Linked DNA regions of Homo sapiens: region 2 is linked to region 1. A link is a loop called in an ENCODE intact Hi-C map of the cell type or tissue named here. Cell type or tissue: Caco-2. All regions are shown on one strand.

Evidence for each region. A loop is a pair of places that touch in the nucleus more often than their neighbours do. Peaks named below come from ENCODE experiments on the same cell type or tissue, not always from the same donor. Only the 100,000 strongest peaks of a DNase experiment are listed, where the experiment ranks them.
Region 2: a loop joins it to region 1, with 4 times the contacts of the local background. A loop is called at or near these places in 1 of 110 quality-filtered maps.

Annotation. Positions count from the first base shown.
Region 1 is chr12:21,940,645-21,943,144 of GRCh38, reverse strand. It overlaps ABCC9 (ATP binding cassette subfamily C member 9), which reads left to right and starts at 1,719. Exons shown (of 40, transcript NM_020297.4): 1 at 1,719-1,945; 2 at 2,320-2,435. RefSeq lists an enhancer at 1,309-2,286. In Caco-2, CTCF peaks have their summits at 1,005 and 1,903; DNase peaks (open chromatin) are centred at 934, 1,364 and 1,804; H3K4me3 peaks cover 2,319 bases.
Region 2 is chr12:21,506,072-21,508,571 of GRCh38, reverse strand. It overlaps GOLT1B (golgi transport 1B), which reads right to left. Exons shown (of 5, transcript NM_016072.5): 2 at 1,596-1,687; 3 at 11-189. Among named protein-coding and RNA genes, the nearest start is that of GOLT1B, 5.5 kb to the right of the region's middle. In Caco-2, no CTCF peak of the experiment used is centred here; no DNase peak of the experiment used is centred here.

The DNA.
Region 1 (2,500 bases):
ATGATCACAGATATTAGTAAAATTGGGCAAATACATGTCAAACAACGGGAAAATGAATCTTATGGTATAGCCTTTCAATGGAATAGTATATAGCCATTTAAATTATTTTAAAAATTATTCTATATTTATTTAAATTATTTATCTTTATTGTCCCATTAAACAGAGGAGGAAGCTGATACACAGAGGGTTTATGTGACTTGTTCAGTCTCTGAACTAACTAGCAGGATGTGATATCGAGCAGGCTGCCTTCCTAGTCCACACTCTTAATCAATGCACCATACCGCCTGTGTTTGTTAAAACATAAAAAAAAATGTTTTCAGTAGTTTTATGGGTGTGTGTGCACAGGTGCATCTACGGGGGGCTCCTTGATCTCCTCTGTACACTTTCACATCTTCCAAAGTTTCTACAATAAGCATGATTTTTAAACATTGTAAATGACCTTAATGAATTGTAATATTCTTTTATAATCCTCAAGTAAACTTCATTTTGTGTAGTCACACTCAAGAGTTTTCATCTTGGGATTATTGGCACCCCCTATTTCCAGTTCTCTCTCCATAGATGCCCTGGAGAGCCTCTGGCCTCGCGTCCAGCTTGCTCACCCGGCCACCCTGGGCTGCATCCATAGTACCAGGATCCTCACTGTTGAAACGCTCTCTTATTTCCCTGCGCCGCTGCAGACAGCTCCAGGGTAAAGTTGTCAAGCGTTCAAAGGCCACAGGAACGGAGTCTTCGGACCCTCCCAGGTTTCGGCCCCATATGGCCTCGCAGATTCCTAGCGGCCGCGGGTTCAAGTCCCAGCCGCTGACGCAGGTCAGGCACTCACCCGGAAGCGCAGCGACCTTCCCAAGAGTGGGGCGCCGGCGGAGAAATCCCCTGGGACTGGCAGGGCTGGAGTCGGCCTGCATCGCACAGGCCACGAGGCCACCGGTGTTTAGGGTTCAGATCTGGGGACCAGCGCCAGCAGACCGCAGTCCTGCAGCGGCGCCCCTTGAGGACGGCATGCGGAGCCTCAGGGGCAGAAGTCCGCCCGGCTGACCATCCTTTATTAAAATACGACAGTTCCTGAAAACAATGCTTATCTCAAGCTGACTCAAAACTGGCTCTTGAGAAAATCCGGTGTTAATTAAAGAGGGTTGTCGGGGACAAAATTCACGGCTTGTGTTTCGCGGGGGAGTGGTTGTGGGGTGATCTTAATATAAACACGTTATCTCGAGAGTTAATTATGTCTCTGGTTGGAAACAGGAGAAGAGGGTGACTGTTTACGCAGTCCATGGGAATCAGCGTCTCACTTTAGGGGACGGTGGGCAAGGGTCGCCCTTCGATAGCGCGGCGGCTGGTCCACCAGAGAAACCAAGTTTTCTAGGTCGCCGGGGAAAAGCGGAAAATTAGACTTGAGCCAGCCTTGCTCCTGTGAGACATTCGTGCACTCATAACCCAGCAGTGGGTGCCTCTACCTAGAATGAGCCCTTCATTTCCCGGATCCGTTCAGGGGGAAACAGCGAAATCCCCAAATCCGCTTCCTTACGTGGCTAATAAAGGGGTGCTTACAGAGCATGGAAAAACAAAACAAAGAAACAAGAATACCTTGAGTGTTTTGACGTTTGAAAACCCGACTCCGGAGAATCATGGAATCATATTCCAAGTTTCAGTGTCTAATGAAGTTTAAGGGGACGCCTATTACTTGGGTTTGTAAAATCGCGGCGTCGCGCCCGCCCCAAGTCAAAGCTGAGCAGAGCAGGGATGGGGAAGGTCTCCGGCCCCAGGCGCGGCGCGCGGGGCTTCTGCCCAGTTTCCTGCTTCTCAGCCGCGGTGTCTGCCCCGGCCCAGAGCAGTCTGTGCAATTTAGAAACTCGATAGGAGGCAGCAGCTGGTCTCCCACCACCCTAAAAATAATCCGTTCCGGCGCACTGCGTGCTTCGCCTAGGGGAGGAAAACTGTCATCGGAGTAAGTGAATCCGTGTCTTTTACATGAATGCCATTTAAACATTTTTAGGAATAACTGTAAGTTGTCGATTTTGAGCTAACATTTCTGCTATCCAAAAACGCCCTCGCACTCTCTCGCACTTCTCGGCACTTAGCTTTCGCGATCGCTATTTCTAGAATTAAGGGACGAGGCCCGGCTCGAGAAGTGAAGGGGTGGGGATCAGGTTTCCAGTTTTACTTCAAAACTGCCGTCTCCTACTCAAATCAACTGGAAACAGTGAAAGGAGTTATTATTATTAGGAGTTATTATTACCGCCTTTCTTGTAGACAATTCTTGTATGTTCAAGAAGTAGTTTTCTATCTGCTTAATTTTTGTTACTCTTTACTTTTTTTTAGGAGTTCTGCGTCCGGGTTTGAAATTTACATCTTAAGACAGTGTAGGAAGTCGGTGTTTTGAAGGTAGCTCAAGTGCACCGGCAGGGGTTTGAAGCAGCGTGAAGCTATTGCCCAAGGTATTTATTTTTTGCTTTATTTGTTCAGTTTGGGATTTTTTTTAAAATCCCATTGCAGTATCTAA
Region 2 (2,500 bases), 430 kb after region 1:
TATGCCTTACCTGAACAAGAGAAAAAATCCATAAATTTCGAAGATCATGCCTATCAAAGGCCAACCAATAAGGACTACAAATACACCACCCAGAAAAAAACCTGTAGCTTTCATTTTATGTTTTTGGAAGAAGAATCTGAATGTTCTTTCTAAACCAATTACAAAAGCCAAGCCGGCTACAAATAAAACCTAAAAGAGAAAGAAAATACAACACGGAAAAGGTAATTAAACACAATGCATAAATTTTAAACGTAAAGTCAAAGCTAAATATAAAAAAAGAAGCACATTTGTTTGGCTTTTAATGTGGGCAACTGGCCAGACAGAACTGTAATGTACAACCAAGCAGCAGAACCAAGGAGTGGGTTATGCATTTTAAAGTTGTAGCTTTGTTCCACTTGTCTCATTCCTCTTCTATCTTGATTAAATGGAGAAAAAGAGAAACAAAGAAAGATTAGACGTTACCAAGGGGCATCTGTGTCTGCAGTAGTTTTCCTAGTTTTAGCTGGATGAGGAAGGCTTAGTCAAGCAGATGAGTTGGCAAGGCATAAAGAGGAAAGCTGCCCATAAATATGTCACCCAAGGGTATTCCTCTTGGTTCTGAAATATTCATCATAGGCTACAGGAGTTTCTATGGATGGGAGAAATATTGACATGGCTAAGTTGATAGCAGAAGAAACAACGTGAAGCCAAGAAGATTCTAGTTTTATAAATTCTAGAATATCTGGTGGCAGCAGAAATAAAAATACAACCATGTGTTTTCAAATATTTTGAATGTATTCTGTGGACAAGAAATGGTGATGGATTAAGAGCTTGCTTTCCCCAGGTTTTCTTTCCAAATACTTGCCCTCCCCATTAACATTCTTTAGTGAAAAATATTTCGCACAAATACATATTAAGCCTAATGGTTAAGCTTCATATTCTAGGATACTAATGCTATTATCATTTATTAAGACATCAATTTTGAACAATTTTGCTATTCTTTATCTTTTCCCATTTCCAGTTAAAAGCCCAAATATATATGTGTGTGTGTATATATATATATACACACACACACACATACAGTGTCTTCACTACCTTAGAAGGGTTATTATTTATTTCTGGATCATAACCTCCACACATGAATAGCATAGTACACATTCCAAATAAACAACATAGATCCCTTTCTAAGCAAGTCAACCATTAACATAGAAATATATATTTTTAAAAAGGTTAAAAAAATCTATCTTATGCAGCTGAATCAAATGTGAAGTCTTGGATGTTTAAAGTAAAAATACTTTAGTGATTTATCAAGACATGAAACTATCAAGTCATCTATTTTGAACTCCTATTTAGAGGCAGCCTTCATTTAATCTATTGTAAATCTCATGACAAACACTTAACAGAGTAGTTATGGAATTAGAAAACCTCATTAAGTGTTTACCTTTTATTTAAACAGAAAGCTGACAGGTTTCATTCCTGATGGAAATAGAGAATGTAACAGGAATTACTTATGAGTAATAGTGAATTATTTTCCCCAAATTTAATAGCAGATAATAATTCATTCGTAGTTAAAATTTCCTTATAAATTTAGTTAAAATATATATTTAAAAACTCACATTTCCAATAGCCAGTAGTGCTTTGTCAAAAAAGAGAATCATTCCAAAGAACAGGAAAAACACTCCAAATCCTGTTAATCCCATTCCAATTTCTGCAATATAAGGTATATGGTTAAGGGTAGAGAAAAATTAAAGTCACATTAACATCCCTGTAAACTAAGAAAATTTTCCAGTTTTCCTTTCATAGGTATAAGAAAACAGGTACCCAACATTGCAGGTTAACTTCATAATGACATTTATTTAGCTCTTATAACAAATTAATTATCAGCAAATTATTTCAAAATTTAAAACATGAATGAAAATTTCTAAGCCTTATATGGGAGATAGCATTTCTCAGACATAGCTATAATAAAAAAGATAAATCGGGATTCTAAACCTTTGGTTTTAATATGTAATTTGTTTTTTTCCTCCTGAAAAGCTCTCTCGCATCAGACATAAATGTATAGGTTTCCTTAATTACTTATCTCCTTTCACATTCTATAATTATTATTTAAATGCACAATATCTGTAGTTCTTTCTTCCTCTTAAAATTGATTCCTTCTTTACTGCATTAGAAATGTTATGGTAGGTCCGCACAATCAATATCCTTTATCCAATTATATACTGCTTGTCACAATGGCAACAAGAAATATTTCGAAAATCATGGTACCAGTATTCTCAAAACCAAATTTTCAGAAGGTCAGGCATCACTTTTAATTTCTTGATTACTTATTATGGACTTATCTACAAATTTACCTAAACTATAAATCTACTTAAATATTTGGTCTAGAGTCCTAAAATCACCTCTCCGAAGTTTCAAAGAATACTGTTTTACCTAATATTAATATTCTAGGTTTTTCATGTTTCATTAGTTTCATTAAAAAACAAAGAATTGTTGATCAACTGCCAGATGCAAGGAACTGTTC